2 separate regions of the Homo sapiens genome follow, and region 1 is linked to region 2. Evidence: chromatin loops called from intact Hi-C (ENCODE). Cell type or tissue: CD14-positive monocyte. All regions are shown on one strand. Each heading gives the region's core, and the rest is flanking DNA. Links, peaks and the distances in the headings are about the cores only. Region 1 has its middle 19 kb from the start of LINC02422. Region 2 has its middle 35 kb from the start of LINC02422.

Region 1 (15,533 bases), core at 3,364-11,363, 53 kb after region 2:
TTGATCACGTGAGGTCAGGAGTTTGAGACCAGCCTGGGTAACATGGTGAAACCCCGTCTCTACTAAAAATACAAAAATTAGCCGGGCATGGTAGTGCACCCCTGTAGTCCCAACTACTCGGGAGGCTGAGGCAGGAAAAACACTTGAACCCGGGAGTCAGAGGTTGCAGTGAGCCTGGATGGTACCACTGCATTCCAGCCTGGGTGACAGCAAGACTCCGTCTCAAAAAAAAAAAAAAAAGAAGTAAGAAGTAAGGAAAGAACAAAGGAAGGAAGGAAGCAAGAAGGAAAGAAAAAGAAAGAAAAAGAAGAAAGGAAGAAAAGAAAGAAGAAAGAAAAGAAAGAAGAAAGAAAAGAAAGAGAAAGAAAGAAGAAAAGAAAGGAAGGAAGGAAGGAAGGAGGCTAGGTAGAGGTGTGACCCTGGTATTGATAAAGAGATAGGGGAGTGGTCAAAGGCATTTCCCTACATCATACTGTAAGGAAAATTCCTGGGTGAGCCCACAGAAACGACAGGTTAATCCAAATTATAAACTGAGTAATCTCATTGTAGAGCCTTTGCATAAATCCAGGATACCTAGTTATCCAATAGTCTCCCTGGCCAGATTGCCAAAGCTTTCGCTGCTCTGGGTCTTCTTCCTCATTGTAGTCCCTGTCATCAGGGTTTCCACAGCACTCAACTCATTCTCCAAGCTTTGACTGCAGTATTCTTCAGGATACATCATCAATCATCTTCCCTCTGCCTTGACATGGTGCTTGGCACTGTGACCCTTGACACAATGTTAAGTGCCTTGACATATTGCTACACTCCCCAAATAAGACTTACTTCAAGTGAATATACATTAGATATCTGCAGGAAAAATGAAGAAGAGCAAGACAGCAACCATCCCTTCCCTTTAAGAATTCCCTTCAAGAACAAGGATTTTTCTCCATATAACAAGAATGTGATTGCAAATTGCTTCACAAAAAAGTAATCTGGCAGAGCTGTAATCTCCACTGGCCTCTCCAAAAAGCCACAAATAAAATAGCCTTTGATATAGACAATAAATTGTAAATATCAGTAGAAGCTTCCTTAGAAGCTATCTTGATGATAGACACTGACTTTTTTGTTTATTTTTATTTATGTTATTTCCATTGCATTATGTGGCAAAATATTTCACATTAATCTAACCATCAGTCTGCTTTCTATCACTATATACAATATTTGCCTTTTCTAAAATTTTATAAATGTGGAATGATATCGTAGAATCTTCGGTGTCTGGCTCCTTGTATTTAGCATAATGCTTTTTTTTTTTTTTTTTTTTGAGACAATCCTGCTAGGCTGGAGTGCACCAGTGTGATCTGGGCTCGCTGCAACCTCTACCTCCCAGGTTCAAGCGATTCTCGTGCCTCTGCCTCCAGAGTAGCTGGGATTACAGGCGCCCACCACCACACCTGGCTAATTTTTGTATTTTCGGTAAAGACAGACTTTCACCATGTTGGCCAGGCTGGTCACAAACTCCTGACCTCAAGTGATCCACCCCACTCGGCCTCCCAAGGTGCTGGGATTACAGGTGTGAGTCACCACACCCAGCTGTCTTCAGCATAATGCTTTCGAGATTCATACATGTTGTGATGTGTATTGGTAGGTTTTTTGTTTGTGTGTTTCTATTTTGTTTTGGCTCACAAACAGAAAAATCTAAAGTAGCTCTTTTTGGTAAGTAGCTTTGCATTGTATGGATGTAAAACAGTGTATCCATTCACCAGTTGGTTGTTTCCAGTTGGGAGATACATACTATGAAAAAAACTCCAATGAACAGTTGCACACAAGTCTTTGTGTGGACATGTTTTCATTTCTTTTGGGGAAGTACGTAACAGTTGGATTGCTGGGTCATGTGGTAACTCTGTCTTTCACATAATCAGAAACCACCAAACTCTTTTCAAAGTATTCATACCACTGTGGTTTGTGTCCCTCCAAAACTGATGTTGGAATTTAATTACCATGGCGACTCTATTAAGAGGTGGGACCAGGCTAGGCATGGTGGCTCACGTCTGTAATCCCAGAACTTTAGGAGGCCAGCGCAAGAGGATTGCTTGAGGACAGGAGTTCAAGACCAGCCTGGTCAATGTAGTAAGACCCCATCTGTACAAAACATTTAAAAATTAGACAGACATGGTGGCACACACCTGTGGTCCTAGCTACTCAGGAGGCTGAGGTGGGAGGATACCTTGAGCTCAGGAGGTCAAGGCTGCAGTGAGCCATGATCATGCCACTGCACTCCAGCCTGGGCAACAGAGCAAAATCTTGACTCTAAAAAAAAAAGGGGAGGTGAGAATTTTAAGAGACAGACCTTAAGCCCTCATGAATGGATTAATCTTTTCATGAATTAACAGATTAGTGGGGTTATAGTGGAAGGGAATAAGTTATCTCAAGAGCGGGTTTGTGATAAAAGCCAGCCTTGCACTCTTCTTATCCTGTGATGCCTTCACATGTTATGACACAGCAAGAAGGCCCCCTGCAGTTGTGACTCCTTGTCCTTGAATCCAAGCACTTGCCAGTTTCCAGAACTTTACCAAATACATTTCGTCTGGGTGAGGTGGCTCACACCGGTAATCCCAGCACTTTGGGAGACCAAGGCGGGTGGATCACTTGAGGTCAGGAGTTCAAGACCAGCCTGGCCAAATGGTGAAACCCTGTCTCTACTAAAAATACAAAATTTAGCCGGGCGTGGTGGTGCCTGTAATCCCAGCTACTTGGGAGGCTGAAGCAGGAGAATCCCTTTAATCCGGGAGGTGGAGGTTACAGTGAACCGAGATTGCGCGGCTGTACTCCAGCCTGGGTGACAGAGTGAGACCCCTTCTTAAAAAAAAAAAAAAAAAAGCCAGTCTCTGTGGCTCACGCCTGTAATCCCAACACTTTGGGAGGCCGAGGTGGGCGGATCACGAGGTCAGGAGATTGAGACCATCCTGGCTAACACAGTGAAACCGCCGTCTCTATTAAAAATACAAAAAATTAGCTGGGTGTGGTAGCAGGTGCCTGTAGTCCCAGCTACTCGGGAAGCTGAGGCAGGAGAATGGCGTGAACCTGGGAGGAGGAGCTTGCAGTGAGCCGAGATGGCGCCACTGCACTCCAGCCTGGGCGACAGAGCGAGACTCTGTCTCAAAAAAAAAAAAAGAAAGAAAGAAATTTTGTTTTATTATAATTTACCCAGTCTAGGGTATTCTATGATAGCATCAGAAAATGGACTAAGGAACATACCATTTTCATTCTTACCGGCAATGTTCCTGATGCTCCAAATTCTCTTCCACGCCTGATATTGTTAGTCTTTTTAATTTGAGTCATTTTAGTGGGTGTGAAGTATAGTTTTTATTTTCTTATTATTATATTTCCATAAGTTATTGCGGTACAGGTGGTATTTGGGGGGGTGTGAAGTATATTTCCTCATGGTTTTAATTCACATTTCCCCAATGACCAAGTGATGTGGAGCATCATTTCATGTTGGTTTTTTGCCATTCACATAACTTATTTGGTAAAATGTATGTTCACATTTCTCTCTTGTTGTTGATCATTCTTGCCAAATTTTGTGTAGTCTTTTAAAATAACTGCTTTGTTCCTTTTACTTTGGATTTATTTTCTGTTTTTCTGACTTATTATAAATGATTACTTACTAATATAAGTCTTTTAAGTTTATACATTTATTTTTTGTTTGTTTGTTTTTGTTTTTGTTTGAGACCGAGTCTCGCTCTGTCGCCCAGGCTGGAGTGCAGTGGGGCTATCTCGGCTCACTGCAACCTCCGCCTCCTGGGTTCAAGTGATTCTCCTGCCTCAGCCTCCCGAGCAGCTGGGATTACAGGCACCTGCCACCACACCGAGCCATTTTTTGCATTTTTTAGTAGAGACAGGGTTTCGCCATGTTGCCTAGGCTGGTCTGAAACTCCTGACCTCAGGTGATCCGCCCTCCTCAGCCTCCCAGAATGTTGGGATTACGGGCATGAGCCACTGCGCCCGGCCAAGTTTATACATTTCTTTCTACACACTACGTAGCTGCATCCCACAGTTGTCATCTGTAATACTTTTTTTTTTTTTTTGAGACAGAGTCTCGCTCTGTCGCCCAGGCTGGAGTGCAGTGGTGCCATCTCGGCTCACTGCAAGCTCCGCCTCCCGGGTTCACGCCATTCTCCTGCCTCAGCCTCCCGAGTAGCTGGGACTACAGGCGCCCGCCCCCACGCCCGGCTAATTTTTTGTACTTTTAGTAGAGACGGAGTTTCTCCTTGTTAGCCAGTATGGTCTCGATCTCCTGACCTCGTGATCCGCCCGCCTCGGCCTCGCAAAGTGCTGGGATTACAGGCGTGAGCCACCGTGCCCGGCCGTCATCTGTAATACTGTTTATTACATTCAAAATGTTTAATTTGTGTCTTTCTTATTTCCTAGCACATAAAGGAAATTTTTTAGCTTTTTTTATTGTTTATTTGTAGCTTAATAGCATTATACATAGGCATACCTTATTTTATTGCACTTCATTTTATCATGCTTTCTAGATTGTATTTTTGTTACAAATCGAAGGTTTGCGGCAACCTTGTGTTGAGCAAGTATATCAGTGCCATTTTTCCAACAGCATGTGCTCACTTTTGTGTCGTTGTGTCAGCATTTTTTACTGATAAACTATTTTTAAAATAAGGTATATTTTTAGACATAATGCCATTGCATACTAAATAGACTACATTATAGTTTAAAAATAACTTTATGTACTAGGAAACCAAAAAAAATTGTGTGACTTACTTTACTGTGATGTTTGTTTTATTGCAATGATCTGGAACTGAACCTATAATATCTCTGACATGTGCCTATGGTCAGAGAATGTCCTCATTTTAATTCTGTCAATTTTCTTGAGATTTGATTTACAGACAATCTGTCTTCAATTAATAAAAATTTTGCGTGCTTAAAAAGAATGTGATTTTTGCAGTTGTTAGTATAGCGTTCTATGCTTCTACCATAGTAAATATGTAATCATGTTTATCAAATCTACTCGATGAACATTTTCTGTCAATTATTAATTTTCAAATCCTCCAATATGATTGAATATAAATTTGTCTGTTTCTTCTTTTTTTTTTTTTTGGAGATAGAGTCTCACTCTGTTGCCAGGCTGGAGTGCAGTGACGCAATCTCGGCTCACCACAACCTCCACCTCCCAGGTTCAAGTGATTCTCCTGCCTTAACCTCTTGAGTAGCTGGGATTACAGGCATCCGTCACCATGCCCGGCTAATTTTGTATTTTTAGTAGAGATGGGGTTTCTCCATGTTGGTCAGGCTGGTCTCAAACTCCCGATCTCAGGTGATCTGCCCACCTCGGCCTCCCAAATTGTTGGGATTACAGGCATGAGCCACCATACCCAGCTTGTTTCTTCTTGTGATGTTTTTGCTTTATATTTTTTTTAGGCTATGTTTATATGTTTACAACCTATGTATATATGTTTATAACCTATGAATATATCTTAATAAACCTATGTGCATAAGTTTCAGTCTATGTACATAGGTATGTCTATGTACATAGAAAAGAAACCCACACACAGACATAAAATGGTGAAATTTCAGAACAACAATGACAAAGAATGATTATAAAACAGCAGGAGAGAAAGGAGATTATCTTCTTTTTTCTTTTTGAGACAGAGTCTTGTTCTTTCACCCAGGCTGGAATGCAATGGCTCGATCTCGGCTCACTGCAACCTCCGCCTACCGGGTTCCAGCGATTCTCCCTGCCTCAGCCTCCCAAGTAGCTGGGATTACAGGCACCCACCACCATGTCCAGCTACTTTTTTTTTTGTATTTTTAGTAGAGACGGGGTTTCACCATGTTGGCCAGGCTGGTCTCGAACTCCTGACCTCAGGTGATCCACCCACCTTGGCCTCCCAAAGTGCTGGGATTATAGGTGTGAGCTACTGCGCCAGCAAGGAGATCATCTCAAAAGAAGCTGAGTTAGTGACAGCTGGCTTAAAGACAATGTAAGCTGGAAGATAGTGAAATGTTATCTTCAAATTGCTGAGGAAAAGCAACTGAAAATTTGGAATTCTAAACCCAATTAAATTTTTTTTTTTTTGAGCTCAATCTCAGCTCACTGCCACCTCTGCCTCCCAGGTTCAAGTGATTCTCTTGCCTCAGCCTCCCGAGTAGCTGGGATTACAGGCATGTGCCATGATGCCCAGGTAATTTTTGTATTTTTTATAGAGACGGGGTTTCACCATGTTCACCATGCTGGTCTCGAATTCCCGACCTTGTGATCTGCCCGACTTGGCCTCCCAAAGTGCTGGGATTACAGGCGTGAGCCACCTCTCCCGGCCCTAAAATTTGTTTTAATGAAGACAAAATAAAATTGTTTCAGACAAATAAAACTCACTCTTTCGCCAGCAAACTCTCCCTATAGGAAAAATCTAAAGTATATATTTTAGCTAGAAGGAAATTGATCCTAAATGAAGCTACAAGAAGAAACAACATGTAAAAAAGACTTTGGGTAAGTATAAAATATTAACTATAAAACAATGATAATGTTTAGTAATAGTTAAATTTGAAAGAAAAAAGATAATATTAAAACATATGACAGGTCTGTGTTCTGGAGGAGATAAAGAAATAGATTAACTTTGTAATTTAAGTAATCACAATGCAGCTTATAGGGTAACAACCAAAAAAAATCAACCCAAAAAACAAAAGGCAAAAAAAGCATCTCAAACCTGAATAGAGTATTTAACTTCCAAACTAGCAAGGAAGAATATAATTAATACCAAAAAAGAGTCAAAAAAAAAAAATAGGAAGGCCAGGCATGGTGGCTCATGCCTGTAATCCAAGCACTTTGGGAAGCCAAGGCTGGCAGATCACTTGAGGATAGGCGTTTGAGACCAGCCTGGCCAACATGGCAAAATCCCGTCTCTACTAAAAATATAAAAATTAGCTGGGGATGGTGGTACACGCCTGTAATCCCAGCTACTCAGGAGACTGAGGCAAAAGGATCACTTGAGCCCGGAAGGCGGAGGTTGCAGTGAGCCGAGATCACACCATTGCCCTCCAGCCTAGGTGACAGAGCGAGACTCTCTCTCAAAAGAAAAAGAATAGGAAGTGAAAGATAGTATAAACTAGGGCAATAGATTTTTTGAGACTAATTTCATTAAAGGTAAATAAACTAAATGCCTTAGTAGTTGTCTCAGTCAGTTTAGGCTGCTGTAACAAATATATCATAGGCTGAGTACTTAAATAACAGAAATTTATTTCTCACAGTTACAGAGACTGGCTGTTTGGGGTTTGTTTTTCTGTTTCTTTTTCAGAAACAGGGGTCTCACTGTTACCCAGGCTGGAGTGCAGCGGCATGATCATAGCTTACGGCAGCCTTGAACTCCTGGGCTCAAATGATCCTCCCACGTCAGCCTCCTGAGTAGCTAGGACTACAGGCAAACACCACTGCAACCAGCTAATTTTAAAACCTTTTTTGTTACTGTTTTTTTTTTGAGACCCAGGCTGGAGTGCAGCGGCAAGATCTTGGCTCACTGTGACCTCTGCCTCCCAGGTTCAAGCAATTCTCCTGCCTCAGCCTCCCAAGTAGATGGAATTACAGGTGCATGCCATCACGCTCGGCTAATTTTTGTATTTTTAGTAGAGACGGGGTTTCACCACATTGACCAGGCTGGTCTCGAACTCCTGACCTCGTGATCCACCCGCCTCAGCCTCCCAAAGTGCTGGGATTACAGGTGTGAGCCACCGTGCCTGGCCTCATTTCCCCACTTCTACATACCATCTGCCATTTCATTTGGGAATATGCTGACGAATACCTGACACGACCCATCGCCGACTTCTCTAATCACTTCCTACAGCCAGGAGACTGGGTTCTGGTAAAAGATCCCAGTCCTCTCCTCAATCCTCCCCTCACACTTAAATGGAATGGGTCTTACCAGATCATCTTTACTACACCCACTTAAGCAGGAAAAAAAAAGTTTCTTGTACTAGGCTAACTCACTTTGAGGCTCAGCGATAGGCAGGGCTCTGGCAGGGCTTTGATAGCCCTGTCTGCAGAGCCAGGGCCCTCAAGGGATGAGCCCCAGAGCCTCTCCCTCCCATCTTGGAGCAGGGGTGAGAAAAACAAGTTTTTCTCCTCTTTCAGCTTCCCCTTCCCCCCTTACCATTCTCATAATTATTTTGCAAAGTTTTGTAAGTTCCTGTTTTTCCTTCTGTATAAGGTCACAAGATATGTTTAAGTTGCACAATCTGTCACTGTTTCACAAACTGCCTTTGTTCTGCTTCTGTAAGCCTGCTTGCCCGCCCTACAGGTTTTGCACCATCAAACTGGTGAGCCCCTTTTTGGATGCATGTATAGCCAACCCCCTTTTGGATGCATGTATAAAAGTCAAGCCCTGTCTTTGTTCGGGGCTCAGCCTTTGGATGTTAATCCTCTGGGCTGGTACACACCTAATAAATCCTCCTGTCCCACCCATTGGTCTCTTCTGTCCCTTGATTCCTGCAACACCACAGGAGCAAAACCCCAGGGACTCCCCAGCTGGTTTCATTATACATCTCTCAAGACAACAGACTTCACTACATACCAAAACAACCAAATCAAAACCCCCTTCAGCCTTCTCTTGTGTCTCCACAGGACCCACTTCCCTTCGCCTCACCAAATCCTGGAGGAAAAGGAAGAGAAATTTACATAAGCTGCTATGTCTCTTTCTCTCTCAAACTTTCATTGCTTCCCAACCAATCTTGTTACAGACCTTTATTGGTACCATTATGAAACTCCCATTATCCATCCTGATCAGCTCCTTACTATTCTATGGGACTTACGGCTTCAAGGAATTTTCCAGGACTTTACTCCTACTCAAATAACCTTTTTCTCCTTTTGCTTGTTTCTTTCAATATAAATTCTGTAATCACATCAACCTTACCAATACAACCACTCCTCACTGCTCTCAAACTGGAATGCTCTATAAACCTTACACAATCCCTCATGCTGCAAGCTAACTCTTCCTTTGCTCCAGAATCCTGGATGTGCTTATCACTGTCTTCCTCAGCCTATACAGCCCTTCCTACACCCTTTCATGACCTTTTAACAGGAAACATAACCATAATCTATAAACTCCAAAAAGGAGCTTCCTTTTTTGAAAGAGCTGACGCCCTGGTAGGTGATTATGCCCCTTCCAGGGCCAATCAAGCCAACAAATCATTTCAAACCTATTACAACTCCCTACAATGCCTCAAGCCCCAAGGCCCTCCCATTGAAGGGCCCATAACTAAACACACCGCCCTTTTACAACAAGCCTCACTTTGCTTTTCAGCCTGTGAGGGAAATTTCCCTGTAGGGTCCTTAACACCTAACCAATGCACTATCATTGTTAAACACCCCTCTGACCATCACACTAACCGAGTTGACTATCACATATCACCTGATGCAAATGGGGCATTTCCACAACTGGCTCGTTTTACAGCCTCTCCCTCAACCGATGCCTCTGACCTAATTTGTGCTGTCCCTAGTGCCCGCTTTATTCATGGCTCAATATCAATGGTGCAACATCTGATTGTATTAAATGTATAAAGAATAACTCTTCCTATATCTCTACTATAGTGGATGTCTCTCTGGCCTCCTCCTTGTCCATCTGGAGTAATGAACCACAGGAAAGAAAAGACACTTCAGCCTTAATTCACTTGCTTTCTTTCCATATCTCTGCCTATATTTACAACAAGGCTTATTTTTTATTTTATTTTATTTTTTTTTTTGAGACAAAGTCTCACTCTGTTGCCCAGGCTGGAGTGCAGTGGCACAATTTTGGCTCACTGCAACCTCCACCTCCTGGGTTCAAGTGATTCTCCTGCCTCAGCCTCCCGAATAGCTGGGACTACAAGCGTGTGCCACCAAGCCCGGCTATTTTTTTTTTTTTTTTGTATTTTTAGTAGAGACGGGGTTTCACCGTGTTGGCCAGGACGGTCTTGATCTCTTGACTTCATGATCTGCCTGCCTCAGCCTCCCAACGTACTGGGATTACAGGTGTGAGCCACCGCACCCAGCCAAGTCTTATTATTTTTATATGGAACCAGTACATATCTTTGTCTCCCCACCAACTGTACCAGAACATGTACTCTAGTTTATCTTTCTCCCTGCATTGGACTAATTCCTCCTAGTCAACCTTTGCCCATTCCATCTGCCCAATATGTTAGGAAGAGGAGGGCTTTCCATGTCATTCCCTTGATGGCCACCTTGGGTATAACCGCCGGACTTAGATTGGGAGCAGGCAGATTGGCCACCTCCTTAACATACTTTAAAGCTCTTTCAACAGAACTACAGCGTTCTTTAGAAGATACAGCCCAAAGTCTTATAAGAGTCCAAGACCAACTAGACTGCTTGGCTGGAGTAATCCTCCAAAATAGAGGGGGACTAGATCTTATAATGGCTGAAAAAGGAGATCTTAAATGGCCTCTGCCTCTCGTTGGATGAGGAATGTTGCCTATACCTCAACCAATCAAGCCTAGTAAGAGATGCTGCTGAAAAACTTACAGAAAGGGCTAAAAGACTAAGGGAATACCAAAACAACCAAATAGATTGTTGGTTTTGGAACAAAATCACAACATGGGTCATCCCATTCCTGGGCCCTCTCCTAATGATGTGCCTAGGACTAATGTTTTTACCCTGCCTAATTAACCTTTTTCAAAGATTTTTAACTGACAGGATCATGGCCATTTCACAGACAACTACCCAAAAACATCTACAGACAGCATTAGTCCTACAGTCAATCTGAGATCAAAGAACTCTCCGCACTCCTCCCCTTAGCAGGAAGTAGCCAGAAAGAACACACCGCCCCTTGTCCTTCTATAACTATAGGATCTGGATTGACAGAGCAAGAGCATCACCATCTTGGACAAACACTGCCATTTTAAGTTGCCCTTGATTAAAAAACGCCTAATCCAGCCCCAGAAACATCACCCTAATGGCCAATGTCAGCATGACCATTAAATGACACCTCCAACCGGAAATGTTCCAACCCCAAGATAAATCCCCCTCCGACCAGAAACATGCCAACCCCACAATAAAACTCTCCTCCACCCAGAAATATTCCAAATCTGCGATAAGCTCTCCCTCCCTAAACCCTTAAATATTCTTAGTCTATAAGAGAGAAGGCCCCGACCTAAACCAGCCAGAATCCCCTCTCAGGTTTATTCTCCAAAATACACTTGTCTGTGATTATTGAGCCCCTTTTTGTGTTTCTTTCTTCTTCCTTAAACCCTTACAGTTGTATTGATTATAGAGGCAATAGTGGATCATAGAACTATGCCTTGTGTTAGTTACAGAGACTAGAGTAGCTTGTCCTGGCAAGACTGTTGCTGACTAGCTGCGTTTCAGACATTGAGCTGTCTCTGATTAGTTGGTTTTTGAAGACATTTTCACCAAAGCAAGCTGCCATTGATTTCAGTGGGTTAAGCCAGTTCTGCTACTTACTTGTTACTATGGCTGTAGAACTTTTCCTAATAACATAAAGACTTTTTAATATTCAGCTCTCTATCTTAAGGATATTAACCATTTGTCATCTTGTTTAAATTTTTGTTCTCTATTTGTCTTTTAATTTGAGGATTCTTTAAATGTAAAAATCTATAGTTTGTAAAATCTCCTTACCATCTTTTTTTTTTTTTTTTTGGGTCATTTTCACTCTTGTTGCCCAGGCTGCAGTGCAATGGCACAATTTTGGCTCACCGCAACTTCCACCTCCTGGGTTCAAGCAATTCTCTTACCTTAGCCTCCCGAGTAGCTGGGATTACAGGTATACCCCAATATGCCCAGCTAATGTTTTGTATCTTTAGTAAAGACAGAGTTTCTTCATGTTGGTCAGGCTAGTCTCAAACTCCTGACCTCAGGTGATGCACCTGCCTTGGCCTCCCAAAGTGCTGGGATTACAGGTGTGAGCCACCACGCCCGGCCACCATCTTTATACTTTCTATTTTTTTGGTTTAAAATCTTTCATTATTCATAGCATGTGATGAGAGACTTTACACTCTATATCATTCTCATTTTCAAAGCAACCATAGACTATATTGATTCATAATAGTTTTATGTCTATGTATCTTGCTTCCCCAAAGATTCCAAACTCCATGAAGCCAGGGTTTAAACAATTTTTACTGCCTACATCATATATTATGGTGTATGTGAGGTATGTGAGGCTGCAGTGTAAGGCCTGAACTGGAATGGTAATAAGTAAGACTGGGAAAAAAAATAGACCAGCCAGTAGGGTATGAGTTTGGAAGGGTTGATGTAAACCAAGGACAAGTTGGATGTGGGAAAAGACTCAAGAAGAGGTAACTGAGGCAAGATGGTTGAAATATAAAGATTGGTCATATAAAAACATCCCATAACAAGTAAACTTAATAAATCCCTAGGGAGGATTAGGAAACTGAGGACTTAGGTTGCAGCTTTATTTAATGGCTACTTCTGAAGTTAGTGGACAAAAGCCACCATAATTAACATGCTTACTCTAGGGTGGTCCTTAAAGTTACATAAATCCCCAAGCCATACCTAGGACATCCTCAGGGTAATCAAAATCACAAGGTGTTTTCCTTTCCCCAAAAGATTTTCAAAAAAAGTATACATTTCATATTAAGTTATTGCCATCCATTTGTTTTTTGTTTCTGAGACAGAGTTTGGCTCTTGTTGCCCAGGCCGAGTGCAACAGCATGATCTCTGCTCACTGCAACCTCTGCCTTCTGGGTTCAAATGATTCTCCTGCCTCAGCCTCCTGAGTAGCTGGGATTACAGGCGCCCACCATCACACCCGGCTAATTTTTGTATTTTTTAGTAGAGACGGGGTTTTGCCATGTTGGCCAGGCTGGTCTCGAACTCCTGACCTCAGGTGATCCACCGCCTTGGCTTCCCAAAGTGCTGGGATTATAGGTGTGAGCCACTGCGCCCGGCCATTGCCGTTACTTTTAATGTCAAAAACCACAGTTACTTTTGCACCAAACCCATTAAAAGGCAGCATTGTTTTCACCCAGACTTCTCATTATGTGAGATAAATTTTTTCATGATAATGAAAGAAAGAGGAGGAAGGAAGAAAACAGGGAGAGAAGGGAGGAAGGCAGACAAAAAGAAGAAAAAAGGAAAAGGCAAGTAGCCTAGAAATGAAAAGTCATATTCAGTGGCCTGACAGGTATGAAGGAGGAAGCACAGAGTCTGGGTTTCCTTGAGGGCTTCCAGTTAAGGGCTAAATGTATAATGCTGCTGTTCAGGGATGCAAAGATATTTAGAGGCCACCTAGTTCAACCCCATCGAGACCATCCTGGCTAACACGGTGAAACCCCGTCTCTACTAAAAAAATACAAAAAAAAATTAGCCGGGCGTGGTGGCAGGTGCCTGTAGTCCCAGCTACTCAGGAGGCTGAGGCAGGAGAATGGCATGAACCCAGGAGGCAGAGCTTGCAGTGAGCCGAGATGGCACCACTGCACTCCAGCCTGGGCAACAGAGCGAGACTCCACCTCAAAAAAAAAAAAGAAGAGACAGGCCGGGCACAGTGGCTCACGCCTGTAATCCCAGCACTTTGGGAGGCCGAGGCGGGCGGATCACGAGGTCAGGAGATCGAGACCATCCTGGTTAACACGGTGAAACCCCGTCTCTACTAAAAACACAAAAAATTAGCCGGGCGTGGTGGCGGGCGCCTGTAGTCCCAGCTACTGGGGAAGCTGAGGCAGGAGAATGGCATGAACCCAGGAGGTGGAGCTTGCAGTGAGCCGAGATAGCACCACTGCACTCCCACCCGGGTGACAGAGCGAGACTCCTTCTCAAAAAAAAAAAAAAAAAAAAAAAAAAAAAAAGAGATTACTACTCTGTTGCCCAGGCTGGAGTGCAGTGGTGTGATCACAGCTCACTGCAGTCTCGAACTCCTGGCCTCAGTCAGTCCTCCCACCTCAGCCTCCCAAAGTAGCTGGGACTGCAGCTGTGCACGACCATGCCCAGCTAATTTTTTGAAAAAATTTTTTGTAGAGACAGGAATCTCACTATGTTGCCTGTCTTTGGGTTGGATTAATTTGCTAAAGCAGCTCACAGAACTCAGGAAAACACATTTACCAATTTATTATGAAGGATATTACAAAGGATACCGAGGAAGCAATGCATAGGGCGAGGTATGGGGCAAAGGATGGAGAGCTTCCTTGCCCTCTCTAGGTGCGCCACACTCCAGGAACTTCCACATGTTCAGCTATTCCAAGGCTCGCAGAACCCTGTTCTCTTGTTATGTAAGTTTCAGTACGTTCAGTACGTAGGCATGATTGATTAAATCATTTGCCTTTGGTGATCAACTTAACCTTCAGCCCTTCTTTGCTCCCTGGAGGTTGAGGGGTGGGGCTGAAAGTCCCAATTCTTATTCTGACGTTGGTTTTTGAGGTAACCAGACCCCACTGAAGCTACCTAGAGGCTGCCAAATTTAAGTCAACTCGTTAGCATACAAAAAGACACATCACTTTGAAGATTCTAAGGAGGCCGGGCATGGTGGCTCACGCCTGTATTCTTAGCACTTTGGGAGGCCAAGGCAGGAGGTTCCCTTGAGCCCAGGAGTTCGAGACCAGCCTGGGCAACATAGGGAGACACTGTCTTTATTTTTTTTAATAAATAAATAGTTTTTTTAAATGAAGATTCTAAGGATTTTAGAAGTTGTGTGCCCAGAAACAAGATGAAGACCAAATATACATTTCAGAGAAATCACAATACTTAATGCTGAATTATTGTATTAAGTAGATTGGAAATAGTGAATTTATCCTTTTGTCCTATATATTTAGTTGTGATATATATAACATAAAAATTTGCCATTTTAACAATACTTAACAACTTAAGTATTGTTAAAATGGCAAATTTTTTTTTTGAGATGGAGTCTTGCTCTGTTGCCTAGGCTGGAGTGCAGTGGCACGATCTTAGCTCACTGCAACCTCTGCCTCCTGGGTTCAAGCAATTCTCCTGCCTCAACCTCCTGAGTAGCTGGGATTACAGGCACACGCCACCATGCCCGGCTAATTTTTGTATTTTTTTAGTAGAGACGGGTTTCACCATATTGGTCAGGCTGATCTTGAACTCCTGACCTTGTGATCCACCTGCCTCAGCCTCCCAAAGTGCTGGGATTACAGGCATGAGCCACTGTGCCTGGCCTAAAATGGCAAAGTTTTATGTTATATATACTTATCACAACTAAATATATAGGACAAAATAATAAATCAGGAAACACAATGGAAAAGTTTCCTTACAATAGCAGGAGAAACTAGACTACCTACAAAGACTGCATAAAACTGTATGATTGTATAAAAAGATATAAACAACCAGGTGCAATGGCTCATGCCTGTAAGCCCAGCACTTAGGGAGGTTGAGGCGCGAGGATCACTTGAGCACAGGAGTTTGAGACCAGCCTGGACAACACGATGAAATCCCATCTCTACTAAAAATACAAAAACTAGGCCAGGCATGGTGGCTCACACCTGTAATGCCAGCACTTTGGGAGGCTTAGGCGGGTGAATCACGAGGTCAGGAGTTCAAGACCATCCTGGCCAATGTGGTGAAACCCTGT
Region 2 (15,533 bases), core at 4,834-12,833:
GTCTTTCTCTCTAGTTAAATTATTTCCCTAGGCTGGTTGCAGTGGCTCACGCCTCTAATCCCAACACTTTGGGAGGCCAAGGCGGGTGGATCATCTGAGGCCAAGGAGTTCAAGATCAGCTTGGGCAATATGGTGAAACCCCATCTCTACCAAAAATAAAAATTAGCCAGTCTCATAACCCAGTCTCAAAAAAATAAATAAAACTTTAAAAATAGGCCGGGTGCAATGACTCACGCCTATAATCCCAGCACTTTGGGAGGTAAAGCAGGTGGCTCATCTGAGATCAGGAGTTTGAGACCAGCCTGGCCAACATGGTGAAACCCCTTCTCTACTGAAAATACAAAAATTAGCCAGGCTTGGTGGCACGCACCTGTAGTCCCAGTTACTTGGGAGGCTGAGGCAGCAGCAGAATCGCTTGAACCTAGGAGGCGGAGGTTATAGTGAGCTGAGATCATGCCACTACACTCCAGCCTGGGTGACAGAGCAAGACTCTATCTCAAATAATAATAATAATAATAATAATAATAATAATAATAATAATAATAATAAAATAAAATAATTTTAAAAAATGATCTCCTTAAGTCCAGATTTATTTTTATTGGACATTTCTGTGCCCCAGACCTGGAATGGGCCATTTTTCCAATGAAAAGGAAATTATTCCTTTTAGTGTGTACTGGTTTATTTTTGGTGCCAGCTGCTTCCTCTTGTTGTTTTCTTCCCCCAGCACCAATCTGGCACTGGAGTCATACCTCCCTGGAGGTTTCAAAAGCCTTTTTTTTTTTTCTTGTAAGTGTTTGCCCCTTGTATTCTTTGAATAAAAACATTATGTGGGCAGGGACCATGCTTTATTTTTTAATTGAGGACGTATATTTTATGTCTTATGTCACCGAGTGGAAATACAGCAAACTACCTGGCCTCTCAGATTTCTGCCTTCAGTTCCATAAATCCTCTTAAACTAAGAGAGTCACCCGGTCACTTTCGGATGGGACAGATACCTCAGTTTATTCACATTTTTCCTGACTTTTCTTAATTCCTTCTTGTGAAGTCAGAAACTGAAAAGTCTGAGATTTTCTGCTACTTGCAAGCTAACAAGTTACCGTGCCACAATTTTTTTTTTTTTTTTTTAGACAGAGTCTCACTCTGTCGCCCAGGCTGGAGTGCAATGCAGTGATCTCGGCTCACTGCAACCTCCACCTCCTGGGTTCAAGGAATTCTCCTGCCTCAGCCTCCAGAGAAGCTGGGATTACAGGCGTCTGCCACCATGCCCGACTAATTTTCTGTATTTTTAGTAGAGATGAGGTTTCACCATGCTGGCCAGGCTGGTCTCGAACTCTTGACCTCAGGTGATCCAGCCACCTCGGCCTTCCAAAGTGCTGGAATTACAGACATGAGCCACCACGCCTGGCCCACAAATTTTTATATACATCGTGTTAGAAAACAGGAGATCTCTGAGTCAGAGACAAAGACGTGTATTCACAGTAAAAGCAGCAGCCAAGGTGACTTCAGAGCTTGGGTTCCCTGAGCCCCAATTCCCATAAGGCAACATAGGGAGGGCCAGATGGTACTTACAGGTGCTTTCAGGTGCAATACAGGAGGCGAAGTCTGAGTTTAGGAGGCTCACATTTTGCATAGGGCTGCAGGAAAATCTGCCCATCCTCCCTTCCAGAGAGAAACATTCTACACTGGAATGTGAGCAAATATTTCTGGGGAAAGATGTCTGTAAATCTCTCGGTGAAAGTTACCGTTTTGATCTTTATTTATCTAGGAATGTAAATACATTTGCTTCAGGGGAAGTCCTTGTCTTTATCTCTCCAGGGCTGCCTGCTTGCACTAGGCATTCCTAGAAAGATAATCCTGGCACACAGGAGCGAAACATGTAGGAGTGCTGAAGATTCACAGACAGTCGTCTCAATGTCTCTGAAGTTTTTTTTCCCTTAAACTTCTCCTTTTGGACATTCCCCTTCATTTTCCTTTTAAAAATCTCATCCTTTCCAACACTTTCAGTTGTAAGAATTTCCAAATCAAGCACTCAATATCAAAACAATGTGTGTGACAAACTTAAAGTGTTGAATCTGACTATGTCAGCAGAAAGCATAATTATCGATGATGTATGGGACAGCAATCTTGAATTAAAGAAGAAGGTGGGAAAGCCCCAAATCTCTCATAAATTATGATGATGATGATGATGATGATGATGATGATTTAGCACACCTCTGCTGGCAGGAAACAATTTATTTTAAAGATGACCTGTTACATTAGGTATTTGTATTGAATGTTACCTTATGTGTTGAAAAGGGAGTGAAGAGAGAATATATATGTAATTTCTTGTGTATGGATAACATCGATGTAAGTACAACCAAAATACCAATGTAAGATCTGTACACCAACCTAATAACATGAGCATGATTGATAGGTTGATCAGTAGTTTGGCTTATTGTTCAATGAATATCCACTCCCCTCTCCCTTCTACTGTGGGAAGATTATACTTCTTGGGCCTGGCCCTGTGACTTGCTCTGGCAAATGTACTACTAATGGAAAGACAGGAGAGAGACCTTGAATATGTTTGACTTGGCTCTTGGTTTGACATAGCTCTCCTAGTCCTGCCATTGTTCATAAGAACAACATGTCCCACCAGCACTGCTTCTTCAGCCTGGGTCCCAGAATAAGACTCAGGAAACAGATATGAGCACAACCTGAACCCCAGAGCCTAGGCATCTGAGTGTCAGTCTGAGGCACAATTATCAGCTGACCTGCAGATCTGCCAGTAAGATAAATAAATTCTTGGCCAGGCATGGTGGCTCATGCCTGTAATCCTAGCACTTTGGGAGGTTGAGGCAGGTGGATCACCTGAGGTCAGGAATTCGAGACCAGCCTGACAAACATGGAAAAACTCCATCTCTGCTAAAAATACAAAATTAGCCAGGCGGGTGGTGCATGCCTGTAATCCCAGCTACTCGGGAGGCTGAGGCAGGGGAATCGCTTGAACCCAGGAGGAAGAAGTTGTGGTGAGCTGAGATGGCACCATTGCATTCCAGCCTGGGCAACAAGAGTGAAACTCCATCTCAAAATAAAAGAAAAATAAATTCTTAAATTACCTGGGCATGTTGGTGCATGCTATAATCCCAGCTACTCGGGAGGCAGAGGCTGAAGTGAGCTGAGATCACGCCACTGCACTCCAGCCTGGGCAACAGAGCAAGACTCCTAAAAAAAAAAAAAAAAAGGAATTCTTGTTGTAAGCCATTTGGTTTTGGTATGTATGTGTTTTGTTGTTGTTGTTATTGTTTTGTTTTGTTTTTTTTTTTGAGACGGAGTCTTGCTCTGTCACCCAGGCTGGAGTGCAGTGGCGCAATCTCGGCTCACTGCAAGCTCTAACTCCTGGGTTCACACCATTCTCCTGCCTCAGCCTCCAGAGTAGCTGGGACTACAGGCGCCCACCACCATGCCTGGCTAATTTTTGTATTTTTAGTAGTGACGGGTTTCACCATGTTAGCCAGGATGGTCTCGATCTCCTGACCTCATGATCCGCCTGCTTTGGCCTCCCAAAGTGCGGGATTACAGGCATGAGCCACCGTGCCCGGCCCTAAAAAGGGGAGGCATGAATAATCCACCCCTTGTTTAGCATATCGTCAAGAAATAACCATAAAAATGGGCAACCAGCAGCCGGCTGCTCTGTCTATGGAGTATTCTTTTATTCCTTTACTTTCTTAATAAACTTGCTTTAACTTTATTCTATGAATGTGCCCTGAATTCTTTCTTGTGCAAGATCTAAGAACACTCTCTTGGGGTCTGGATTGGAACCCCTTTCCAGTAACATCTTTCTGACGACCCAGAGGGGACTATAGTGTGGAAACTCCCAACTCAAAGGCTAACTTTGGTTAAGTGTTGGGGTCTGATAACATCTTTCTCATGAACCACAAGTGGGACAATACTGAAAATACTTCTCAACCCAAAGGAAACAGACTGCAGCACTAATTGGCCAACTTTGGGTAATTGGGGTACCCAAGTAAAGGATGGGATTGGGTTAGAGGTGCAACTTAGGGGAGTTAGAGTCTCTCCTGAAACAGAGTGGGTTAGAGACTCATCTTAATAAAAGGCAAGAACGCTTAACCAACCTTGGGTTAGAGGCCCAAATTAGAAGAGTTATCCCTTCTAAGATTTAGGGAGTTAGAGGCCTCTCTCAGTAAAGTCCTTCTTGGCTAAGAATGGGTTTGACACTATTAACTGCTATTCTCTTTCAAATAATCTGCCTTGCACTCTTTGCTGACAGCTATGGGTGACAGGATTAGGCATGAACAGGATCGTGGGACATGGGGAGCTTTTTCTTCCCTAAAAGGGGAAACTTGAGAGCTGATGGGACTGCTGAAAAATATCCCTTCACAGCTGACAAGCGGCCACCTGAACTTTTGATTCAGTGTTGCTGGAATGGGTGGGTCTTTCTCTCAACTCCCTGAGATCTTCACCTTCCCCATCCTGCCACAGGCAAGGCTTTTCTCTCTCTCCTTTCCCTTTCTTATTTTTTCTATTACTCAGGGTAACCATCTTTCCCAGAGATCACAAGTCAAAACTCTCTGGTCAGAGGTTGGATTAATGATGATGGGGCCCAACAGGGGGCAAGTTTGAGCCTTGCCAGTTTGATATTGGGTGCTAAGCAGAGTGGCAGGTCATAAACTGCTTCTTTGACTTTTACAAATTGTTCAATTTATTTTATTCTATTTTATTTATTTATTTTTGAGATGGAGTTCCATGCTGTTGCTCAGGCTGGAGTGCAGTGGCACAATCACAGCTCAATGTAACCTCTACCTCCTAGATTCAAGTGATTCTCCTGCCTCAGCCTCCCAAGTAGCTGGGATTACAGGCACGTACCACCATGCCTGGCTAGTTTTTGCATTTTTAGTACAGACAGGGTTTCACCACATTGTCCAGGCTGGTTTCTAACTCCTGACCTCAAGTGATCCGCCCCACTTGGCCTCCCAAAGTGCTGGGATTACAGACCTGAGCCACCATGCCCAGCCTCAATTCATTTTAAAGCATTAAATTCTAGATAAGGCCTGGGGATATATGGGATTAGCCATGCCCCCTAGCTATACAAAGAAGGTTATAAAGAAAAAGATTTTATATAACAAAGGATCTTGTATGGTAAATTCTTGTTCTAAAGTAAAATGGTTGTTTGACAAGAGGTATGTTTAGGACAAGTCCGAAAGTCCAAGCATGTCATAAATGGTCTGTGTAAGTCATAAAAATATGAAAATAATTTATGCAAAAAATGTTGTACAATTTAAAGGTAATTAGGCTTCCTAAATGTGTCATAAAATGCCACTATAACTTGTAACTGTAAAACTTTCCTGCTTTACAGCTAGGTAAGGCCTGGGACACGTAAATGCTAAAAAAAAATCAGACCTTATCTGCACTTCTGTCTGCTGTCCTCGGCTCCATACCTAATTAAAACCCTGAACTTACCAAGGTTTTCACCAAAAGTTAAAGTCACTAAGAGTTAACAGTGTAACATGTATTTGTGACTACTGAAGAAACAGTTTTACATGCAAGGTGTGTAAGAAAAGTAAACTTTGTTTTTAGTAAAAAATTATAAAAAGGCATGGGCATGTATTTTTTTTGCCTAAAGGGTTAAAGGATTGCTTTAAGTGAAATAGGAAAATTCTAAAGGTTTAAACAAGTTGTAAACGTTTTATAAAAAAATTAATTATAAAAAAAATCTATGTGTGAACAGATTGGCTAAAGTTAAAGGGGTATTATTCAGTTTTAAACTAAACATTGGAATAAAAGCACAACAGGTTTTTCTTAAAGCAAAAACCTGCTTTTACTCTGCTCTTTAACAAATATTGTAAAGGTAGTTATAAAAGAGGTTTATAAAAATCTTACCTTATGGTCAAACTGATTAAATACATTTGTCTATAAGGTTTTATTAAAAACTGGGTTTGACAGTAATAGTACACTAATGTAAAAGTGACATTTGGCTTATTTTATATAAAAATCATACAAGAAGCACTGTCAAATATAAAATAATGTTTAGCTTCTTTGGGCTATATTTGTATAAATATGTTATTGGTATGTGTTCCAAAATAATTCTAATATAACTTAGTGTATATTATTAATAATTATAATTGTTACATAAAATCATTGTATGCCACAGAGGTAACCAAATTTCTTTGTCAATTGTGTTTTTAACTGTGACTGTCCTAAGACATTTTGTCATCCACGGACACTTGTTGTTTTATTCCTCTTTAAAAAAATGGTTTATAATCAGCTATAGGACTCTAACAGGTGCTCTTAAATTCAGGTTTCTAATACCTTTGAACACTGTAATATTAAAATACAGGAAAAAACTTTCGGACTCACGGAAAGCTGAAATGTTCATAAATATCAAACAGGAATTAACTGCATGGACTAAACTAATAGAAGCTATTTACAGCTTTTAACAATTAAGTATACTCCTGTAAACAAAACGTGGATCATATTTGTTTCTCTCTACCAGATTTCTCTAAAATATGGAAACTATTTGTAAGTATTCTTAATTTATGGCAATATAGTTATTTGCATAAGTGCAATAAAAATCCATTTTCTTTTGTAACAGGATGCAATTGGAAAAACTGGTTATTTTACCAAGGCTTTAACTGGAATGGTGTGTTTTCCTTTAAGGAATTAAATTTAACTTATAGGGCCAATACAAGTCCCTTGGGAGAACTGGCCTCATACCTTGCCTACACAGTCCCTGCACAGGGTTTCTGACCTGTGATAAGTAAAGAATGTCACTTTCTAACAGGCCCAGAAGCCCCAGGTTATCTTGGAACCTCAAGAGGAGAGGAATTTACCTAGCTCATAGGTATTTAAGCATACAAACCAATGGCAGGGCTCGGATCTAAAAAAATCTTATCTAAGATTCCTTCTATGGAACAGAGTTCCAATTTACAAAAAGCTTATGTGAAAAATAATTATTCTTGCTACACTTTATGCAAACAATCAGGCCAAGTATAATAAAGCAAGTTGGTGTTACCATAATTTGTCTTTAATAAAAATGGGAAACTGGAGACAGAAAACTTAATGTTTCAAGAACTGTGGTACACTTGTTATTAAATTCTAGTCTCATCAGTTGCTTTAAATTTTTTTTCCCTGCAAATTAAACTGACTCTGCTTATTCCTGTAAATCAACCAGTAATCTCTAACTGCTGCTCAAAAGAAATGAGAGGATGGGTAATGTCAAAATCTGAATCAATATCTAATTCTGGGCACATACTGGAATCATCTAGCAACCCCCTATCAGCTTGGTTCTAACACTTGCCCAGTTGATAGAAAGCCTTCTAACTTAGTTAAGTTGGGATAATTTTGCTTATGTTGTTTTAGTGTGGTGAAATATATTGCTGTTGTACTCTTTGTATAGCAATGCAAAATAAGCTTACTCAATGTTTTCTTAAACACTTATTAATCTTCCAAATATCACCTTTTGTTGGAACTCAAAAGTTATAAATGGCCCTCAACATACCAATGCTTTCTTTCTTTCTTTCTTTTTTTGAGACAAAAATCTCACTCTGTCACACAGGCTGGAGTGCAGTGGAGCGATATTAACTCACTGCAACCTCCGCCTCCTTGGTTCAAGTGATTCTCGTGCCTCTTCCTCCTGAATAGCTAGGATTACAGACACCCGCCACCACGCCTGGCTAATTTTTGTATTTTTAGTAGAGTCGGGGTTTCACCACGTTGGCCAGGTTGGTCTCAAACTCCTGACCTCAGGTGATCTGCCCACCTCGGCCTCCCAAAGTGCTGGGATTACAGGCGTGAGTCACTGCGCCCAGGCCAATGCTTTCTAACTAAGCTCCTCTCTACCGTAAACACAAAAGACCCTAATAGTTAGGCAGGAATATCATTGCCCCTATTCAGCATAAAGAAGTTACAGAAAATGGATCTTTGTCCCTCTGCAGCCCTTAGGATTAAGGGTTCTCTTATAAAAGGAAGGTGGGAAATGTCAGAGGCATTGGAACCAGAGCAACTCCATCTTGAAAAGGGGCTGGGTGAAATAAGGCTGAGACCTACTGGGTGGCATTCCCAGACAGTTAAGGCATTCTGATTCATAGGATGAGATAGGAGGTCAGCACAAAATACAGTTCATAATGACCTTGCTGATAAAACAAGTTATAGTAAAGAAGCCAGCTAAAACCCACCAAAACCAAGATGGTACCAAGAGTGACCTCTGGTCATCCTCACTGCTACACTCCCACCAGTGCCATGACAACTTACAAATGCCATGACAACGTCAGAAAGTTATTATATATGGTCTAAAAATGAGAGGCATGAATAACCCACCCCTTGTTTAGCATATTAAGAAATAGCCATAAAAATGGGCAACCAGCAGCCCTTGGGGCTGCTGTCTATAGAGTACCCATTCTTTCACTCCTTTACTTTCTTAATACATTGTTCTCACTTTAATTTACAGACTCGCCCTGAGTTCTTTCTTGCACGAGATCCAAGAACCTTCTCTTGGAGTCAGGATCAGGACCCCTTTCCAGTAACAAAAGTAGATTAGAGATTATCAGAGGTTGGGGAGTTATTGCTTAATAATTAGAGTTTATTTTGGGCATGTTGAAGTTTCAGAAGTAAATAGTGGTGGTGGCTGCTCAACATTGTGAATATCATTCATTAATACCACTAAGCTATACACTTAAAAAAGCCAAGATGGCAAACTTTATGTTATACATACTTTACCACAATTTGTAAATGAATAACGAATTAGCCAAAATATATTGAAATGGGTGAATTGTATTGCATGTGAATTATATCTTGACATAGTTGTTAGGGACAAAAAGGGCATTCACAATTTCAACCTTGCTGAAAAGACAGAATTCTGCAGTGCTAGTAAGAAGAGTTAGGACACGGGATAAGATTGACATGCAATTATTTAGTAAGTGTATGCAAGCTTAAAATCCAAAAAATAATAAAGGAAACGCGAAGCCAGTAATTGAGGACAGAGCCACTAGTCTCCTACTTTTCATGTTTTGCTATTCAATACTTGCTACGAGAAAGACTATTTGGCTAACTTCCTAGAACTTGTAACATTGTCAGTGCCCAGCTACCTTAATATTCCAGGGAGCATTGCTGACACTGTTTTGGCTTTTGCATGATGAGTAATTATAATGCTATAAGAGAGGCAAGCCTGAGTCCTGGGATTACCCCTTTACCTCTATTTAGGTTTATCTATTCCATTCCAGTAATAGTTACTCACCGCTATTTTAAAAAAGAAAAGAGGCTTTTTGACATCAGCTGTTGCTATTCTATATGTTATCTTCTTTCTGTAAGGGAAGGTACCCTTATCACCATTCTGGATCTGAGCCTGAAATCTGGCCACCTTTTCTTCATTCATGCTGATAGTGAACCTGAAGCAGGAGGCTTTTTCAACACTAGCAAGTGGCAACAGCAAAATGGCAGCTCTGATGAAGACAGAGAATGGACCATTGGCAGTTAGTTTTTAGAAAATGAGTTTCTAGATTCTCAACTTCTGTCTATGCTTTTTCTTAAAAGAGATCTTCTATCATGCTAGCTCTCAGATGTTACCCAGTCCTACTCTTCCAGCTCCCCATTTATATCCAAGCTCCTGCTACTGATATACACCCACTATGGTGCATTGCTTATGGGAGGAGGAACCTCCAGGGCTCCAGGAAAGATACATTTCTAAATATCAGTGCTGGCCAGTGAGGAAGTGGATGACTCTGATGATGGAGTAATGCATCTTTTGCAAGTTAGATGTTTCCCAATTCTTTGCTTTCAACAAAATTGAAAGAGAGCTGAGAAAGTTGACATACCAAATTTCATTAAAAATCAACTTTTGATAATCAGTAACTATGTGGGTTTTGGCATATACTTCAGAAAGAGTTCAAATAATTGAATGAAATCACTATAATAAAACCCCTTCTATTCCATTCTACCTATTTATGCTACAAGGAGTCCAATAAAAACAAATCCATACTTAGATAAAGAAAGGCCTTTTTCAAAAAGACTTATGTAATGGGGGTGGCAGGGGGAAAGCTATTGTGAAAGAATACTCCACTGGAGCAAACAAGGTTAGAAGGAACAGAGTATGGGGGAAATGGAATCAGAGAGTGGCACATTGGACAATTTTTCTTTGCAGTCAGCCAATTCTGGAAGGGTCATTAAGGAGGTTGTTCCACATTCCAATGCTTGTTTAAACTCAACAGTAGGCCAAAGTTCAGGGGCCTCAGGGGAAAAGAGAAGCCTAACTAGAGTTTGGTCAGGTCAGATTAGCAGGTATTTTGTCCAGACTGGTCAGTGCAAACAGTTCATCTAATCATTTATGAGATAAAATAATGGGAATTTGGAGAGCCTGTGTTGTCTTTGTCTTAGGTAAACAAGGGGGTCGTCATCCATTGGTCTTATCTAAATCATATAGGGAAGGGTGGATTTTTGCAGTAAGCCATTTTCAGGACCGCAAAAGAGTGGAGGGATTTTTAAACTATTGCTATTTTCCAGGAGTATGATGCTCAGGTAAAGTTCAACATTGCCAACCTTTTTGTTTGTTTGTTTGTTTGTTTGTTTTTGAGATGGAGTTTCGCTCTGTCGCCCAGGCTGGAGTGCAATGGTGCGATCTCAGCTCACAGCAACCTCCGCCTCCCAGGTTCAAGTGATTCTCCTGCCTCAGGCTCCCGAGCAGATAGGATTACAGGTGTCTGCCACCACGCCCAGCTAATTTTCTGTATTTTTAGTAGAGATGGAGTTTCACTATGTTGGCCAGGCTGGTCTCGAACTCCTGACCTCAGGTGATTCACCTGCCTCGGCCTCCCAAAGTGCTAGGATTACAGGCGTGAGCCACCACGCCTGGTCCCATTGCCAAAGGTTTACATGGATTTGATGCTGAACCCTGTGCATTTTATTAAAAAGTCATGAGCATCCATACGACATCCATTTCACTAAAATAAGTATTTCCAGTAATGTTTTACTTCCATATTGGAGCACCCACTAACTCAGCTATTAGTGTTAAGTTCAGGAATGACAGAAGGACTCATTAGATACAATTTGTTTCCATAATATAGATGCTTATTCCATGCAAACTGCTTCATTATGCAGAATCCACAATTACATTTTTGGCATCCTGATCATTTTATCTAAGGATCCAAGATCACAAGGATTTCTTAAGCAGTTGCTGTTATTTTTCAACAAAATTACTCAACTTCTTTATACTATAATGCTTGTCCTCTGTAACGCCTTGCATGCCCCTATTGGGATCTGGGCTAGTTTGATTAAGGAGGGATCTCAGTGGGATGGCAGTGTGATTTAACTATGTTGTCCCTCCCTTTCCCTCACAGGTACTAGGGAAGCTATGAAGATCAGATTTTGCTAGGCTTAGAGCTCTTGGCTTTCCTTTCCCTTCTCTTTGTCAATGCTTTCATTTCCAAAAAAGCCATAAGAAACGAACATGGGATAGTATTTCTAGCTTTTCCCTGCACTGCTTGCTTCTCTTTTTTCAACCCATTTAATCAGTTCTTAGTGAATTAGATCAATGTTTTTTTAAATTTCACTGATAAGAGCAATTCTTGGATGGAGTCATATCAAACAACATGATGGTTAAGCAATCTTTCAGGCATCAAAATTATTTGTTCCCTATTCATCTTCTTACAACATAAGGGTTTTTTGCCTCTACGGGGTCAGAGGTCTTCGTATCAATTGCCACTTTATTTTTAATTTAATTTTTCTTTTTCATCACTCCCAAAGCACCGGAATCAATCGCCACTTTTGATACAAACCTGGATTGATGGAAAGACTAACAAAACAACGCAGTTTCTTTTTTCTTTTCTGAGATGGAGTTTCACTCTTGTTGCCCAGGCTGGAGCGCAATGGTACAAACTCGGCTCACTGCAACCTCCACCTCCCGGGTTCAAGCAATTTTCCTGCCTCAGTCTCCCAAGTAGCTAGGATTACAGGCGCCCGCCACCATGCCTGGCTTGTATTTTTAGTAGAGACAGGGTTTTGCCATGTTGCCCAGGCTGGTCTCGATCTCCTGACCTCAGGTGATCCACCAGCCTCAACCTCCCAAAGTGCTGGGATTACAGGCATGAGCCACTGCGCCCAGATCAAAACGACACAGTTTCAATACCAGTTTACTTATTTTATTCAAAGGATGCAGGACAGGTAGTTCAGCATCCAAGCAAGCACTGCTTTGAGCAAAAGGCCTTGCAATATCCCAGGCACAGTTTCCAAGCTTATCATTTCATGGGTCATGCTCAGTTACAAGGGATGAAGGTAAAGCAAGATGGACCACCTTGGCACTGGGAAGCTCTTCTACTATCTGCTCTTTGACTTTTTATAACTTATTAGTCATATCATTCCTCAGGGTGTGTATAACTTAATAAATAACTTTTTTTTTTTTTGAGACAGAGTCTCACTCTGTTGCCCAGGATGGAGTGCAATGGCCCGATCTTGGCTCACTGCAAGCTCCACCTCCCGAGTTCAAGCAATTCTCCTGCCTCAGCCTCCTGAGTAGCTGGGATTACAAGTTCATGCCACCATGCCCAGCTAATTTTTGTATTTCTAGTAGAGACGGGGTTTCACCATGTTGGCCAGGATGGTCTCAAACTCATGACCTCATGATCTGCCTGCCTCGGCCTCCCAAGTTGCTGGGATTACAGGCGTGAGCCATCACGCCCGGCCATAAATAACATTCTTTGGGAGCAGCTGTAGCACCTCAATGAAAGGTTATACAACAAATAGCCCCAACAACCAGATACACTTCAGGTGGAAAAAGCATGGTCCACACAACATTCTACACTTACCGTAACTTAGTACATTTTGAGAACTAATTTTGCAAGAAAGTAAATTCAGGGTCAGCTTCCCAGGTGTCCCTGGACCTGGACCAAGAGTTTCAATTCTCTGAGAATTGTTTCTCTTACAATGCTTAACAATTATTTTTTAAAAGTGTATTTACTTTTTGTGATTGTTTGTTTATTACTAATAACTGTAGTGATCATTTAATCCAGAAGAAACATTGACCACTTAGAACTTTAAGATCGGCTGGGTGCGGTGGCTCACGCCTGTAATCCCAGCACTTTGGGAGGCCGAGGCGGGCGGATCACGAGGTCAGGAGATCGAGACCATCCTGGCGAACACTGTGAAACCCCATCTCTACTGAAAATACAAAAAGTTAGCTGGGCATGGTGGCGGGTGCCTGTAGTCCCAGCTACTTGGGAGGCTGAGGCAGGAGAATGGCGTGAACCCAGGAAGCGGAGCTTGCAGTGAGTGGAGATCACACCACTGCACTCCAGCCTGGGCAAGAGAGCGAGACTCTGCCTCAAAAAAAAAAAAAAAAAGAACTTTAAGATGACAGGAAATAAAAACAATTTAAAATAATTTCAATTCTTAGACACATTTTTGCTCAGAGAAATATGATAAGATGATTAATAAAAGACTTTTGAACACATATTAAAATCAAATTTTGTGAGGAAAAGGAATGAAAAATTTTTCAAAGATAAAATAAATTATATAAAATGTCTGTCTATTGAAGAAGAGTGTTATTTTCTCTCTTGTATGATGAATGATGGAATATACCAAAACCCTATGCTAATTAGATTTGGTAGATACACTTTAAGAAGTAATATAACGTCTGTTTTTATTTATTTATTTATTTAGACAGAGTCTTACCCTGGTGCCCAGGCTGGAGTGCAATGGCACAATCTCGGCTCACTGCAACCTCCGCCTTCTGGGTTCAAGCGATTCTCCTGCCTCAGCCTCCCGAATAGCTGGGACTACAGGCACACGCCACCACGCCTGGCTAATTTTTTGTATTTTTAGTAGAGCCGGGGTTTCACCATATTGGCCAGGCTGGTCTTCAACTCCTGACCTCATGATCCAGTCACCTCAGCTTCCCAAAGTGCTGGGATTATAGGCGTGAGCCACCACACCCGGCCAGAAAAAGTAATATAACTTCTATTTTTAAAAGTCAATATTTACATTATGCCTCAAATTATGTTCTTTGAAACAAGTTAGAAGTAGGTGAGGAAGAACATATCTTTTTGAAATTATTTTAGGTGTACTGAGAAAAAGTTAAGTTTAACAGAGAGAAGGGATGACTAAATTATGTTAAACTATGTGACTATCCGAGGGTTCTTTTAGTACTCTCTTAATCTAGCCATAGCCCTTAGATCTATCCTCACCGTAAGAAACACATGTTTTTCTCCAATTACTTTAGGGGCGACTACTGTATGTCAAAGATCATGTCACTTGATTTTATTTATCTTTTCGTTGCAACACTATTCACAACTTGTCACTTTTGAAAAAACACAAGGTCAGTTAGGTAGATCACATGACTATTCTTAGTTTTTCATACTCTGTATCCAAATTTTACCTTTATACTCTTTGCCATGTGACTTTGCAGTTCTCCCCACTAGGGAAGGGATGTATTTCCTGTGAGTTACTTTGACTAATGAAATATGAGTTGAGGCCGGGCATGGTGGCTCACGCCTATAATCCCAACACTTTGGGAGGCCAAGGCGGGTGGATCACCTGAAGTCAGGAGTTTGTGACCAGCCTGGCCAACAATGGTGTGACCCCATCTCTACTAAAAATACAAAAAATTAGCCGGGCATGGTGGCGGACGCCTGTAATCCCAGCTACTTGGGCAGCTGAGACAGGAGAATCACTTGAACCTGGGAGGCAAAGGTTGCAGTGAGCCGAGATCACACCACTGCACTCCAGCCTGGGCAATAAAGAGCAAAACTCCGTCTCAAAAAACAAACAAACAAACAAACAAACAAATAATAAAAAAAAGAAAAGAACTATGAGTTGAAGGAACGGTGTGACAGTTCTTGCTTCAAGAGACAATAATTTCCGATATGTTCCTGCGATTATTTATTTATGTATGTATTTATTTATTCTTTTTTGAGATGGAGTCTCGCTCTGTCACCCAGGCTGAAGTGCAGTGGCACCATCTCAGCTCACTGCAACCTCCAACTCCTGGGTTCAAGCGATTCTCCTGCCTCAGCCTCCTGAGTAGCTGGGATTAACAGGTGCGTGCCACCACGCAGGGCTAATTTTTGTATTTTTAGTAGAGATGGGGTTTCACCATGTTGGTCAGGCTGGTCTCAAACTCCTGACCTCGTGATCCGCCCGCCTTGGCCTCCCAAAATGCTGTGATTACAGCCATGAGCCACTGCACACAGTTGTTCCTGTGATTTTTTTAACGAAGATTTAGGAGTTTTTCCTTTGAGTGAGAAAACTGGCGATATTTGAATAATGGCTGAAGAATAGTATTGTATGAATGTTAATTTCCCGGTTATGATCGCTGTACTGTGATTGTGTAAGATGTTAACACCAGGGAATGCTGCGTAAAAGATATACAGGAACTCTGTACTATTTTGGAAACACTGTAGTAAGTCTAAAATTATTTCAAGACAAAAAGTTTACAGGACATGCCCCAGTTAGCTGCTGGTCCAAAGAACTGAGGAAACATGTTGAGCAGTCCTGAACCCAAGTAGAAGCCTAGAGCCACACTCAGGCACCCTATAGCCTAAAGCAAGGTTGCT

Evidence for each region. Peaks named below come from ENCODE experiments on the same cell type or tissue, not always from the same donor. Only the 100,000 strongest peaks of a DNase experiment are listed, where the experiment ranks them.
Region 1: a loop joins it to region 2, with 7 times the contacts of the local background. A loop is called at or near these places in 4 of 110 quality-filtered maps.

The regions. Positions count from the first base shown.
Region 1 is chr12:31,898,604-31,914,136 of GRCh38, forward strand. No RefSeq gene overlaps it. Among named protein-coding and RNA genes, the nearest start is that of LINC02422, 19 kb to the left of the region's middle. RefSeq lists an enhancer at 8,368-8,517. In CD14-positive monocyte, for the core only: no CTCF peak of the experiment used is centred there; DNase peaks (open chromatin) are centred at 8,218 and 8,518; H3K4me3 peaks cover 2,886 bases; H3K27ac peaks cover 2,653 bases.
Region 2 is chr12:31,844,041-31,859,573 of GRCh38, forward strand. No RefSeq gene overlaps it. Among named protein-coding and RNA genes, the nearest start is that of LINC02422, 35 kb to the right of the region's middle. In CD14-positive monocyte, for the core only: no CTCF peak of the experiment used is centred there; DNase peaks (open chromatin) are centred at 9,691 and 10,051; H3K4me3 peaks cover 1,567 bases; H3K27ac peaks cover 2,880 bases.